Regions from separate parts of the Homo sapiens genome. Here region 2 is linked to region 1. A link is a loop called in an ENCODE intact Hi-C map of the cell type or tissue named here. Cell type or tissue: ovary. All regions are shown on one strand. Region 1 overlaps LINC02456 (long intergenic non-protein coding RNA 2456). Region 2 has its middle 55 kb from the start of LINC00485.

The links. Hi-C counts contacts between places; a loop is a spot of excess contacts. Peaks named below come from ENCODE experiments on the same cell type or tissue, not always from the same donor. Only the 100,000 strongest peaks of a DNase experiment are listed, where the experiment ranks them.
Region 2: it touches region 1 in a loop (3-fold over the local background); 2 of 110 quality-filtered maps call a loop at or near these places.

Annotation. Positions count from the first base shown.
Region 1 is chr12:102,698,072-102,706,071 of GRCh38, forward strand. All of the region lies in intron 12 of LINC02456 (long intergenic non-protein coding RNA 2456), which reads left to right. Among named protein-coding and RNA genes, the nearest start is that of LINC00485, 120 kb to the right of the region's middle. In ovary, no CTCF peak of the experiment used is centred here; a DNase peak (open chromatin) is centred at 4,650.
Region 2 is chr12:102,765,879-102,773,878 of GRCh38, forward strand. No RefSeq gene overlaps it. Among named protein-coding and RNA genes, the nearest start is that of LINC00485, 55 kb to the right of the region's middle. In ovary, a CTCF peak has its summit at 3,879 (motif pointing left); a DNase peak (open chromatin) is centred at 3,873.

The sequences.
Region 1 (8,000 bases):
GACAGCAAAAGCAGTACTAAGAGGGAAGTTTAGAGCTATAAGTGCCTACATGAAAAAAGAAGAAAAACTTCAAATAATAATAAAAAAAAACTAACAATTCATCTTAAGGAACTAGAAAAGGAAGAGTAAACCAAACCTAATCTTGTGTTGTTTAGAATAAAACAAATAGTAAAGATCATAGCAGAAACAAATAAAATTGAAATGGAAACAACACAGAAGATCAATGAAACAAAAAGTTGTGTTTTTGAAAGGTTAAACAAAATTGACAAACCTTTAGCCAGACTAATTAAGAAAAAAAGAGAGAACATCCAGATAAATAAATTCAGAGATGAAAGAGGAGACATTACAATGAATACTGCAGAAACTCAAAGGATCATCAGTAGCAATGAGCAACTATGTGCCAACAAATTGGAAAATCTGGAAGAAATGGACAGATTCCTAGACACATATAACCTACCAACATTGAACCATGAAGAAATAAAAAAACCTGAACAGACCAATAACAAGTAATGAGACCTAAGCCATAATGAAAAGTCTCCCATAAAGAAAAGCCCAGGACCCAAGGCCTTCACTGCTGAATTCTACCAAACATTTAAAGAAGAACTAATACCAATCCTACTCAAACTATTCCAAAAAATAGAGAAGGAGGGAATACTTCCAAACTCATTCTGTGAGGCCAGTATTACCCTGATGCCAAAACCAGACAAAGACACATCGAAAAAAAGAAACCTGCAGGCCAGTATCTATGATGAATATTGATACAAAAATCCTCAACAAAATACCAGCAAACTAATTCAACAATACATTAAAAAGATCATTCATTATGACCAAGTGGGATTTATCCCTGGGATGCAAGGATGGTTCCACATATGCAAATCAATCAGTGTGATACATCTTACCAATAGAATGAAGGACAAAAACCATATGATCATTTCAATTGATGCTGAAAAAGCATTTGATACAATTAACCTCCCTTCATGATAAAAACCCTCAAAAAAATTAGGTATAGAAGGAATATACTTCAACATAATAAAAGGCATATATGATACACCCACAGCTAGTATCATACTGAGTGGGGAAAACCTGAAAGGCTTTCCTGTAAGATCTGGAACACAACAAGAATGCCCAGTTTCACCACTGTTATTCAACACAGTACTGGAAGTCCTAGCTGGAACAATCAGACGAGAAATAAATAAAGGGCATCCAAATTAGAAAAGAAGAACTCAATTTATCTTTGTTTGCAGATGATATTATGTTATATTTGGAGAAATGTGGGGACTACAAAAAACTATTAGAACTGATAAACAAATTTAGTAAAGTTGCAGGATACAAAATCAACATACAAAAATTAGTAGCATTTCTATATGTCAACAGTGAACAATCTTGGAAAAGAAATTTTAAAAGTATCCCATTAACATTAGGCACAGATAAAATTAAATACCTAGGAATCAACTTAACCAAAGTGAAAAGATCTCTATAATGAAAACTATAAAATACTGATGAAAGAAATTGAAGAGGAAACCCCAAAATGGAAAAATACTCCATGTTCATGGATTGGAAGAATGATTATTGTGAAGATGTTCATACTACCCAAACCAATTAATTCCTATCAAAATACCAATGACATTCTTTATAGAAATAGAAAAAAAAATCCTAAAATTTATATGGAACCAAAAAAGACTCAGAACAGCCTAAGCTATCCTAAGCAAAAAGAACAAAACTGGAGGAATTACATTACCTGACTTCAAATTATCTTCCAGAGTTATAGTAACAAAAATAGTATGGTACTGACATAAAAACAGACACAGAGACCAATGAAACAGAATAGAGAAACAAAGCCACACACCTACTGAACTCATTTCAACAAAGGTGCAAAGAACATACACTGGGGAAAAGACAGGCTCTTCAAGAAATGGTGCTGAGAAAACTGGATATCCATATGCAGAAGAATGAAACTAGACCCCTAGCCCTCACCATGTACAAAAATTAAATCAGGATGGATTAAAGATTTAAATCTATGACCTCAAACTATGAAACTACTAAAGGAAAACATTGAAGAAACTCTCTAGGGCACTGGCCTGAGCAAAAATTTATTGAGTAATGCCCTACAAGCACAGGCAACCAAAGCAAAAATGGACAAATGGAATCACACCAAGTTAAACTGCTTCTGCACAGCAAAGGAAACAGTCAATAAAGTGAAGAGACAACCAAAAGAATGGGAGAAAACATTTGCAAACTCTACATCTGACAAGGGATTAATAACCAGAATATATAAGGAACTCAATTTATAGGAAAAAAGTCTAATAATCTGATAAAAAATGGGCAAAGTATTTGAATAGATATTTCTCAAAAGAAGACATACAAATAGCAAACAGGCATATAAAAAGGTGTTCAATATCATTGATTATCAGAGAAATGCTCATCAAAACTACAATGAGATATCATCTCTTCCCAGTTAAAATGGCTTGAATCCAAAAGACAGGCAATAACAAATTCTAGTAAGAATGTGGAGAAAAGGAATCCTCATACACTGTTGGTGGGAATGTAAATTGGTAGAATCACTATGGAGAACAGTTTGGAGGTCCCTCAAAAAACTAAAAATACCATATGTACAAGCAATCCCACTGCTGGGTGTATACCTCAAAGAAAGGAAATTAGTATGTAAAACAGATATTTGCACTCCTGTGTTTGTTGCAACATTGTTCACAATAGCCAAGATTTGGAAGCAACCTACGTGTCCATCAACAGATGAATGGATAAAGAAATGTGATACTTACATACTATTCAGCCATAAAAAGAATGAGATCCTGTCATTTGCAACAACATGGATGGAACTGGAGGCTATTCTGTTAAGTGAAATAAGCCAAGCACAGAAAGACAAACGTCAGAAGTTCTCACTCATTTGTGGAACCTAAAAATCAAAACAACTGAACTAACAGAGTTAGAGAGTAGAAGGAAGGTTACCAAGTCCTGGGAAGGGAAGTGGGTTGTTAAGGGGGTGGTGGGAATGGTTAATGGGTCCAAAATATAGATTGAATAAGATCTAGCATTTGATAGCACAACAGGGTGACTATAGTCAATAATAATTTAATTGTACATTCAAAAATAACCAAAGGAGTATAATTGAATTTTTTTGTAACACAAAGGATAAATGCTTGCAGTGATAGATACCCCATTTTCCATGATGTAATTATTATGTGTTGCACACTTGTATCAAAACATCTCATGTACCCTATAAATATATACACCTATTATGTACCCATAAAAATTAAAAAAACATTTTGAGAGTGATTATGCCTTTTTATTGAAATAATTAAGTGAAAATAGGAAACAAAGATCTGAATGTCATCTACACAGAAGCTCCTGGGACAAGATATTATGAAATTTGTACTCCTTCTAAAACAAAAAAACAAACAAATAAGCAAAACCCAAAATGGTCAACGCTTTGTAATAGTGAGACATTTGAGACACTAAGCACAAAGTCTCCTATACTCTTTCTAAACACCCAACCCTCTTTGCCTACATTGCACCCATGAGAGGATTTGGGGAAGGACAAATAGCAGAAGGTGCTATAATTGGCTATAGAACTTTAAGAGGGGCCTCTTCTAGACCTTCACAAGTTTTTTCATTACCCTACACATCCAGAAGAAAAGCTTTTTTTTTTTTTTTTAAACTCAGCCAGCTACTTGAATGTTGGATCTTCAAATTAAATAAAAATATATATTTAAAAACACCCTCAATAACTAACAAAAAAAATCACTTGGTTATTTGATACATGGACCATGTCTCAATAACTTGTTTATTTCTCCCACAGGATTAAATCTGAGTACATAGTGAATGACCAATCAATCCTCATAGTTTGATTATAGATTATTGACTTACATTTACGAGATGCTTTCTGGAAACTCTCCTATCCCTCAACTCAGAAGTCTGACAACGTGTGTAGAGAAAACCTGTGTCTAGAGCATGCATTGGCTCAGAGCAAAACACACCCAATATTGTCAAACAATTGGTTGTTGACAAAAATTCAACCTTTATTTAATAGGGAAAATGTGTTTGGCAGGTAGAACCCAAGTCCTCGAAGGCTTTTTTTTTATGGTGTATATGTGTTTTATTTGTTTTTATTGCCACATGTATTAAACAGTCATCCTATCTCACCTTGGGTGATTGGAGCCCTCTTCAGTAGGTAGATTCCTCCAGCCATCTTGGACCATTTCTGTGACACAGACAATGTTTTCTTCTTCCCAAACTTTATTTTGAAGTAAGTTCAAGGAAATTCAAAACAGCAAGGTTGAGTGGAAAAAATAAGTCTTTTGTTCAGCATGTACAGTTTGAATTCTGTCAGGAGATATTGTACTTTCCTTTTATTACACTTTATTTTGGAGGTTTTTTTTTTGTTTTTTTTTTTTTTTTTAAGAGTCAGAGGAACCCTAAGTCAGGAGGCTGTCCATAGCTGAGTCTCATGGACAAATGGTCAGCTCAAACACATAACAAAGGGTCTGTTGTGATGTTGCCAATTCTATTTCATGAAATCTTTTTTTGGTATAAACTGGAGAAAGCACTTTGTTCAGTTAAAGATTTTTTTTCTTCCCTACCAGTTGTCCTTGCCAAGGTCAATGTTTCTATTATGTGGGGGGAAGCATACCCGCCCCCTGGTGGCTGATTTACACATAGACCTTTTTCTTTACCAAGACCCGTGGATCTCAGTAGCTAAAATGTCCTAGTGTGGTGTACATTCATTTAACAAATATTTATTGAGCTCCTGTTTTGTGCCAGGCAATGTACTAAGTGATTCGAGTTGGGAAACCCAAGGTCTTCCTCTGGGTCTTTTATATGGCAACCAACCATTCAACCTGTTCACAAGGCGGCCACCTCACCTCCGGTGCTTCATTTTCTCAACAATGAGCTATATTATATCTGCACTACTTATCCCAAAGCATAGTATCAAAGATCCAAAATGATAAAATAACAGCAAGTGTGATCGTATGTTGTAAATTAGATGAGGTCACTCCAGTGCTTAAAATAATTTAATGTCTTCCCATTGCCCTTAAAATAAAATCCAACCTCTTTTTATGGACTCAAAGACCCAGCACAATCTATCCACTGCCTCCTTGTCAACCTCATGCCACACCATTCTCCCCCTGGAGAATCTCACCCCTTAATACAGGTCAACTGTCATTTTCTTGAAAGTGCAATTTCCCCCTTAAGGCCCGTATATGTACTTTCTCCTCCCCTTTATAAGCGTCTTCCTACTCTTCACCTACCTAACTCTTATTTATCTTCTTTCTGAATGAAGGCCACCTTCTCAGGAATTTCTTTGCTAAGTACTAGTTCTAAAAATAGTTCACTTTATTATATTATTTCATAGAATCTTATTTTCCTTCATAGGTCTTATCCTGTATAGCAAGTATGTATTTATTTAAATTGCTATTTTTGACCATCTTCTCCACCGAAGTGAAAGTTCCATGAGGACATGTACCATAACTGTATAATTCACTACAGTCTATCTTGCACCTGTAAATAGCATCAATTGGACTTTGGGGAATGAATGAATAAATGACACCTGTGGAATGTTATAGAAATGTGAATTTATTATATATAAATAAGATAATATGAAATATAGAAAAAGTAGGAAAAGCAATTCAAGAAAGAGAATATTGGTGCATTTAATAAGTATTTTGAAATATGAACTTTTAAAGTTTAATTACTCAGTTATATAATCTATATGTTATGACTGCTTAATTAAATAGAATTTAGAATGTTATAACCTAAGCTAAGTTTGCAGGTGACAAAACTGGTGTCCAAAGACATGAAGTGAGACATATAAGGTTATACAGAAGCAGAAACAAGACTAGAATATATGTCTGTGATTCCTGACCTGGAGTTCTTTTGACTACATTGTGTTTATTCTTGTACAACATTATTGTTATGAAACTTCATTTCTTAAGGCTTTATAGACTTATTAAACTTTTGTATTCTATTAAGGTTAGACTAGAGCATCTATAAACAAATTGCTTAATAATTATTGAGCATCTTCCGTCCTGATGTCCTGGAACTAAAATATATATATATATATCTTAGCTCAACTGCCTTCTCCCTTCTCCTGCTTCTCCTTCTCCTTCTCTTCTCCTTCCCTTCTCCTTCCCTTCTCCTTTCCTTCTCCTTTCCTTCTCCTTTCTTCCTTCCTTCCTTCCTTCCTTCCTTCCTTCCTTCCTTCCTTCCTTCCTTCCTTCTTTCCTTCCTTCCTTCCTTCCTTCCTCCCTTCCCTCCCTACCTGTTCCCTTCTATTTTACTATTTCCTTACTGGGAGCATTTTGTCATCCTTTGTGCTTAAAGGGTACTTTCTATCTGGAAACTCATTTCCTCCATTCTGGGAAAGTTTCTTGAATTATTTCTTTTATAATTTTCCCTCCATTTCCTATTTTTATTTTTCTGTACTTCTGCTTTTCCTTCATTTCTGCTCCAATAACTGTAATTAACAATAGCCTTTTGATGATATTTGAGTATTTCTTTTTATAACAAACTGTTCTTATTTCAAAGCCACAGTATCCTGTCTTAAGTTTTTGAGGAAACGAATGGTACTATTTTTGAAATTATTTTTTCTTTGCATTTTTTTCATCTTTCTGTTTCTTTTCCCCCATTAGTATGTTTAAATTACTGTCTTTCTTGTTGAGGTTTTCCTGAAATGTCTGGTGATTCTTGGATGTCCATTCTTATTTGAGAGGACAGAGTTGCCAGACAAGATAGGGAACAGTCATTTGAATCTGAATTTCAGATAAACAATGAATACATTTTTAATATGTCCCAAAGACCGCATTTTTATTTGCTAAATCTGGCAACCCCAAGAGAGGGGCAAGAAGCAGCTGAAGAAACGTCTGTGTGCATGGATAGGACTTGTTGACTACTGGGTGTTACTAAGATGATCTGGCTGGGCTGTTTCACTAGAGGATCCCTGACCATTAGCATCTTTAGGTTTTCACTGAGCACTTAGAGCAGAATCATTCAGTCTTTAGGCTGTCAGTTTTCTGGGAGCCAAAGTAGACCAGGAGGTTGGGATTCTCACCATTCAGAATGTACCCCTTTAGTAATTCTCCTTGTTTTCCGTGGGGGTGCTCCTGCCCTGAGTAGTGCCTGCCATCCCTTGTCTAGATCTTTCTGAAACATGTTCTCCAGAGAGTAAGTCTTCAGTCTCCTGCCAGGAGGGTGAAGAAACTGCTTCTCAAACAATTAACAAATTCTGTATCTGCCTCACCTGCATCCCCACTTTCATATGTACTTCTTGCTTCCAATTTCTGAGCCTTTCCAGGGTTTTGCAATGCAAAGCAGGTTGCTTCTGGGTTTCACCCACTGTCAACTTAAATTTCAGCCTTCATGGTTCGGCTAAGCCAGTTACCCCTCTACCATCTGCTTTCCATCTTCCAAAATGTTGTTGTTGTTGTTTTCCTCCTAATTCTTTTTGTCTTTATGAGTGAATGTCTTTAAAATCAGTCCCTTTACTGTCTTTTTAGTGAGCTTGGGGGATGGAATGTAATGTATAGCATATGTTAAATCTGCCATCTTCAACTAGAAGCACAGCCATGAATTTTCAAAGTGACTACAGAAGAGCCATTTAATTCCTCTTTTCTCAATTTTCTTTTGTAAAATGAGATGGCTAAGGGAGATGGGCTTCGATAAACCCCACTCAAAAATTTTATGATTGTATAATCTCCTGCACTATTAACAGACCATCCGGTAACAACATTCTAAACCTTCCAAACAAATTACGTTTTTAGTCTTTTAAGGAAGAGACAAAGCCGTGGTCTACATTTTCATCAATATTAAGGACCTTCAGCAAGGACTTCTCTGAAGCTTGTTTTCTCTCCAAATGGGGAACTAATATGAACTTCCATTAATATAAACTTCCATCATAAGCCTGCTGTGATTAGCAGATGAGTTAACCCATGGGAAAGTACTTCACATATGGACATTTGCTATGCAAGTATTAATTGATGTAGTTGTTC
Region 2 (8,000 bases), 68 kb after region 1:
AGACCCATGAAGCGCAAGAGACAGCCTGAGGTTGCTCACACAGCCAGAGACTCCAAGGACTTACTCTGCTCCAAATGGAGCATGTATATTGCCCAATCCTGCCAAAAGCCATACGGTTCATTAGCTTTTACTATACAGAGAAATGCGCCAGGCCTGGTGCTAAAATGACATGATAAAGCATATTTGACAGCAATAGTCAGAGGAAAAGGCACAGTGGGAACGGAAGAGCTCTGTGGGACGTTGCTCATGCCTTTGGAACAGAAGAAAAATACCTCTGCCTCTCGATTTGGAGACCCAGGCTGGTTGGAATCTGACAAGGACTTATTACTTTAGAAACGTTTTTCAGGGATTTGATTTCATCCCCTGGATTCTCTTTGCCTGGTGATGGATGTTTTTCTCCTTAATATTTTTTGATGCTGTGACTATTTGTGTGGTTTGTGAGTTAGATATTGGGAGGGGGTCAGGAGAGGAAAAAGACACAGAGAGAGAAAGAGTAAAAGACACAGAAAGACAAAGAGATAGAGAAGGGAGGGAGGAAGAAAAATGCCCACAACTGTAAGTGAGTGGAAAAGAGTGGATGAAGAGCAGTGAGGAAAGGAGATGGGATGTCAGAGGAGGGTGGATGCTAGGAGGATCCAGGTCAGGGCCCTCCCTTCATTTGGGATGGATGGTCTTTATACTTAAGGCTGGTCTTAGTGTGTTCTGATGGGTACTTATGTAATCTCTGTCTTCTTTCCAAGAGGCACAAAACTAGAATTTCTGGTCTCACCTTCAGTCCTAATAACTCTTTGCCTCCTGCCTTGCCATGAAATCTCTTCCCTAATTGTTTTTCTGCCACCATCACTCCTGTCCTTCCTATCAAAGACTACATGGTCTGGCTCAGGGACATTTACATTTATGTGTTAGAACTTTCTCAGGCTGTTATACCCCAACTTAATCTGGTCCTACCACACTTAAGTCTTTTGCCCATCTTCCCCCAGTGCCTTTGGCTCCCTTCTCTGGGCATAGCCTGAGACAGGGTTTCATGCTCTGCTTGGCCCACTCTCCACTCATCTGAGTACAGATTCCCCCTGGAATGTATTCCAAATAGCCCAGTGTTTCCCAAAGTGTGTTTTCTGGACCATCTGCTTCAGAGTCATGGAGTTGGGGTAGAGAAAGGGAAAAAAGGGATTTTTTTTAACATGCAGATTCCTGGGCTCGGTTCTCCAACCCCTAAACCAGACTGGGGACTGGAGGTGGGGGCAATTTTGAAAATATGCAGTTTTAATCCTTGACCCAGGATTGCGAAATATAGTAAAGTTTAAGAACCTCAGCAAGACCAGCCTTCTGGCTTCCCAGATTCTTTCTCCTTCAAGACCTGGCTCAGAAGATCAGAGACTCCCCTCCCGCAACACACAGGGTAATGTCAAAAGCCTGGGCCACACACCTTACACAAATCACTTAAACTCTCCAGGCCTTTCTCATCTTAAAGCAGGGGGCAGCATTGAAGTCACAAGTAGGAACAAGGACAGGACAGGTGACATCTAGACAGGAATGACGCTGGCCTGATGGGAATTAGGGGAACTGGAAGCTGCAAGCTTCAAGCAGGCAGCTGCTCCTCCAGTGCAGTCAATTGTGGCCAGATGGGAATGGGGCCCAGAGATGCCAAATCTTCTGAAATTTTTAGGGAAGCTAGAAATCAGAATTTCTATGTAACATTTCCCAATTTTTTTTTTTTTATTCTCTGGCTAATTTCTTTTTAACGGGCCAAATAAAATTACACATGTGGGGCATATTTTAGCTGTTGAGTCCACATTTGCAATCTCCAGACTAAGGCTCCCTAAGGTTGCTTTCCACACGAGAGTGCTGGCATACGGCGATCCTGAAGCCCCCTGGTTAAACAGGTTGTTCTGTTGCTGGTTGGAGCTTCCCAGCTGATCCCTCTGCTTTCCAGGAAAACCCCACAGCTCCCCTTGTTCTAAGAATCACTAAGGTTCTCAAAGCTTAGTGTGCATCACAGTCACTTGGAGGGCTTAGTTAAAACACAGCTTGTTGGGTCCTACCCGCAAAGTTTGCGATTCACAATGTCTGAGTTAGGACTTGAGAATCTGCGCTTCTTACAGACTCCCAGCTGCTGAAGCTGCTGGTCCAGTGTTGGCACGTTGAGAACCATGGCTGTAGACCCATTACTCACTACTTGTTACCTATGATGTTTGCTTTCTCCTTAAAACCAGCACTCAGGGCTGGGTGCGGTGGCTCATGCCTGTAACCTCAGCACTTTGGGAGGCCGAGACCGGTGTGGATCACCTGAGGTCAGGAGTTTGAGACCAGCCTGGCCAAACATGGCGAAACCCCGTCTCTACTAAAAGTACAAAAATTAGCCAGGTGTGGTGGCAGATGCCTGTAATCCCAGCTACTCAGGAGCCTGAGGCAGGAGAATCACTTGAACCCAGGATGTGGAGTGAGCCAAGATCGCGCCACTGCACTCCAGCCTGGGCAACATGAGTGAAACTCCATCTCAAAAAAAAAAAAAAAAAAAAAAGGAAAAGGAAAAAAGAAAAAAAAAAAGAAAACCATCACTCAGGTTTTAGCTTCTCTCTCATTCCTGAGTCACTTCGTACTGCAATACTTTGTGCCTTCCTGGTGTTGCTCACATGATCAAGAACTCATTTTAACAATAGCTGCCATGTTTGAGTGCTTACAGTGTGCCAGCCATTTGTCCAAACACTTTACTGTGTAATCGTCATCAGACCTTACTAAGGAAGGTATCATCCTCAATCTCTACATGAGGAAACCAAAGCCTGGTCTACATGAGGAAACCAAAGCCTGGAGAAGTTAAGTAACTGGCTTAATATCACAGAGTTTAGTGAATGGTAGAAACAAGGTCCCAACCCAAACTGTCTGGCTCCAGAGATTGGTTGTCATATAACTTATAGACCAAGCTGCAACACTTTTGAGAGTGACACGAGATACTATTAATAATTATGCCAGGACAACAGATATAAACCAAGACTGACCTTGGCAAACCAGGACATGAGGTTGTCCAACATATTCTGCCATTTTAAATGTACTCGTTGAATGGTTACAATCTTGTGAAAAGACGACAGGCTTTACAGCCAGCCAAATTCAGGCTTAATTGAGCAGAGGCGTGAAAGTACCCAACACAGTGCCTGCTGCATGGTAGGAAATCGGTAGATACCTGTTTCCTTCTGCCAAGTTTCTAATCCTTTGCTGGGCAACATGGGCAAGTGTAACATGTAGCCCTTATTCTGGAAGCCCTTACAATAGAGTTGATAGAAAAAAGGAACATAAATGAAAACTTTTAAAGATTATTCTAAGACTTTAGTAATCCGAGGCTGAGCATAAGAGTTCAGAGATGGTGATTCTCTTAGCTTTTGAATTTTTAGGTGAGTAGAAATTTGAACTGTGTCTTGAAGACTGAGTAGAAGGCAGGAAGGTTAGAATTGGGTATAGCTAAAGAAAGACTGAGTTTATTCAGAAGTGTCTCTGTGACATAAGTTTGTCAAATATTTCAGCTCCATTCCAACCATAGTAGTATTCCAGATACAATGAAACAGGGACACACTTTTGTTGTATTTTATTTTTTCAGTGTTGTGCACTCACGAACCCCTAGAGAGCCCAGATGAGGACTTGATTCTCCCAGGCATGGAAGGACAGACAGAGAAACTTCTTAGGAGCATTGGTCTGTGGTTTTCAAGACCTTCTGTTATTTAGGAATTTTGAACAAACTCCTGCCCCCGCAATGGTTTTCACAGTAAGAGCAACAGCTGCGGGGTACTTATTCCTCCCTGATTTATGTAAAAAGGAAGAGCAACTTCATCATACTTTTTCTCAGTCCCAAGTGCGGGAAATTCTAAACAGGCTCAACACCACCCTCTAGTGTGCACAAAGGGCGGACGTGGGAATTGAAGCCTGTTCATGACAAAGGCAGATGGTGAAGACTGGAGAAGGTAGAGGGAGAGAAACATCCTTGTATCTGCAGGAAGCCCATGAATTAATATATATCCAAGTGCTCTAAGGTAAAGTACTTCTTTAATAGAAAGATCTAAGGGAGCGCTTCCAAAAGAAAGAATATAATGTTCTGTGAAATACTAATCCCACGAGATTCCGTCCGCACGCGCTCTTTTTTTTTTTTTTTTTTTTTTTTATACTTTAAGTTCTAGGGTACATGTGCACAACGTGCAGGTTTGTTACATATGTATACATGTGCCATGTTGGTGTGCTGCACCCATTAACTCGTCATTTACATTAGGTATATCTCCTAATGCTTTCCCTCCCCCCTTCCCCCACCCCACTCTTAAAGTGCCCCACGGTTAACTAAGTTTGGAATCCTCTACACATCATTACAGTCTTCTGCAAGCCCCTGTTACAGCTTCAGTGTTTAGGAAAGCTGTTGGGAAGTTATGCAGTGATGAAAAATCCACTTCCCACAAACATTTGACCCCTGAACTTTTTTTTTTTTTTTTTTTTTTTACCTCTACAAGCCCCATGTCATCCCCTAACACAACTTCTCATGGAACGTACTTTGGGCAATGCTACTAGAAAAAGTACAAATGAAGTTCTTACCTCCGGCTTCCCATTTGATGAAACAAGTCCTGTCCCATAGGCTTCGATGGCTCCACTCTGCTTGCAAAGATCAAACTCTAAAGTAAACCAATAGAGCTGATCAAGGCACAAAATGGAAAAAGAATGGAGCGGTGACTGAAACCAAATATCTAATCAACAGTGCCAAGGACTGGAAGATCCCTCAAGAGGCTGAGAGGCAACCCAGTTCTTCCCCACTTCAACCCCATCCCGATCTTCAGGCAGGACAGAGAGCCTTCGTACTGCTCTCCTAATGCATCATCCTCAGTCCCCTGGACCCCGCTTCTTTCAAAGTTCAATTATATCTGAGGCTTAGTTCAAGGGTCCTCTTCTTCAAATCTTCTCATGACTCGGGGGCCCACTGAGCATTTCCTTTCCTTCAGTTAGATCACCCTTTCGTGTATTCATTAAAAGCACATTGAACACTTACCATATGCATGATACAGTGCTGGGAAATACAGATCTGAAATAGACAAAGATCCTACCCCCCAGAGGAGCTCACAATTTCTACCACTGGAAGAGGAATGAAGAGAAGACAACGAAGGCTCAGTTCTAAGGAAGGCTTCAGCAGATGAAGATACAGTAAGTTGCGGGCACATTGCCTTGTAGAACATATCCAACAGCATTCTCACCATGATCACATCAAGTTATCAGAACACAGCCTGCCTCAGGTTAAGCACTCTATGGATGTTAGCTTTTATTTGTGTTGTTATTATCATTCTTGCTATTATGTATTACATTTATGTTGTATTACTTTTTTTCTTATTCTACTGTTCCTGTACAATAAAATTGAAGGGTAAGATGCTATCTCCACCACAAATGGTTTAGTTTGTGAAATTACTGCAATACTCAGTGATTGCTGTGATTGCTGATAAATATCAATGCCAATGACACTTTATTCCTCTCCCTGTAAAATGATGCTACCAGTAACTATCTTTTCAGATTTCATTGATTCGTCAATTTTTCTTCATTCATTGAAATAATATAAGGTTTCCATTATGTGCCAGACTCTGTGCTAAGGAAAGGGAATATAATAATAAGACAGACAAAGTCCCTGCCCTCCTGGAGTTTGCTACATCTCAGAATTGTGGAGATTTCAGTGAGATTACTTTATATGTGTGCATTTTCTGATATGAAAGGCTGGGTAAATGTAGAGTATTATTATAACTTAACAACCCACCAACACTACTGCTGTCAAGCATAGCCTCCAGTCTCTGAAATAGAGAATCTCACTGTGCTTACCTGGCACAGTGCCTGGTTTCATAGGCACCTTCAGAAATGTCTGCTTAATGAATGAATGAGTGGAAGAATTAATTAGAAACATTATTACTAAATTTCATTTTCTACATAAATAATAATCATGATGAAATGAAGGGGGGTGAATGGGAATACCTATGAATTAGTCAACTCTTGTTACATGGTAATTATGACATTGTGTACTTTTTTATCATTGTCCTCCTAGCAACCATGGTGTTCAGTATCAATATTCTCATTTTACAGATGAGCATAAATGAAGTTCAGGGATATTAAGTAACTTTCCCAGGGCTTCAAAATTATAAGCACAAATAATAACGGAATCAGTGGCCTGAGAACACACTCACATTTTCCTTCTCCTTTAAGGGGTAGTTTCATTCTTTTCCCCAGACCCTATTTTATTATTGAGGAACATGGTCTTCTTTTCCAGATTAAACTAAATGGGGATGGATGAGGTGATGAGTTCCACCTAATGTGTCACAGCTGGAGATGCGTGTCATGGCCATTAACTGAAATTAATGCCCTGAAGGCAATCATTACCAACCCCAGCCTAATAGAAACCAAGGGCATCTCTGATAAAACAGTTTTGATTTCCTCCCAACATTTTCCAAATAAAGTGAAACAAACAACAGATTTCCTTAACACCAAAAGATGTGTTGTCGCTGAGCGGATTGAATCTTGATACAGAACTCAGTTACAAGGTAACAGGACCAAAGAAGGTCTAACAGTCACCTATTTGAACCGTTTTCTTGATGATGAATCTTCTCTAATGCTCCCTTCCCCAAATGCCCTCTAGCCTATGCTTGGATACTCCTAGTTGGAGAATTTCTTCATGCTTAAGATAGCCCATTTTATCTTTAGAGTGAGCTTATTGGAAAGTTCACTGCATGTTGAGCTGAAACCTGCTTCAAGTGGCTTCTCCTCATTGTTTCTAATTTTCTTCCTGGGAGTCACTAGGAAATGTGATTTGCCATCCCCAGGAATAGTGTTTCCAGACTACTCCTATGGTACTTGCTCTACTACACACTTATACACTCAATATTTTTATTCAACTCATTATAACTTTACCTATTTTAATCTACAACTAAGCAATAAAATCTGTGAAATCATAGGTTGATGTGTTAGCTTTATGGTTTTCTAACACATATTAATATTATTAATGTATTATTAATTATATATATTGTTTGTGTTATACATTATTTATATTAATGTATTATTAATTATATTATCATTAATGTATCAATGGTAGTATGGCCATCCCATTTGGGAAACACCATGCATATCCCTTCTCTGTATATACTAGTTGAAAATAACAGCCAATCTTCATCGAGTTTCCAGTTGGACAAACATTCTTAGTACTTTCAATTATATAATATAGAGTGAAATTAATTTACTACCTTGGTTATTTGCCTCCAATTTGTCTGTATGCCTATTTAGGTTTGGGGGCCAGTCTCAAATACAGTACTCTCATTATATATGCTATGATTTTATTAATCTGTGTTTCCATTAGCCTTGGAAGTCAGACTATGTATTTCTAAAGAGTTCACTGGTCCTCAACATCTTTAAGTCTTTGTTACCTGCACCAGCATATCATCCTTCCCCATCTTGTTCCTTCTTTTGGAAACAAGTATAAGAGCTTTCATCAATCCTCACTGCATTTCATCTTGGCCTATCAATTTATAACCTGCGAAGATGCTTGTTGATTCTGATTCTGTTACCTAAATTATTCATTTTCTCTCCAATCCTCTAATTATATATATATATTTGATAAACATGCATTTTGTATTTTCATGTAAATCACTGACAGGCATGTGGTCCTAGAAACTTGCTTCCAGATTAATATTGGTCCATCAATCATCTTGCTTTAGGCACTAGTTACTATAATCAAATCCATGTTTATTATTAATCCTCTAGAGGCTTTTGTCATTTAACATGGCCTATATAATACTCTGGTAATTACTTCTTACATACTGATGTACCACCCATATGAACACTTGATTTTTGTAAGATTACTAAAGAATTCTTTAAACATCACTCTACTCTGGAAGTTATAATAAGGATTATTGAGTTCCAACTTATCCATTTATTGGACCAAACACTTGACCTATACTGAGCATTTTAACTGCAATAAGTTCATAATAATAAAGATTACTATCCTGAAG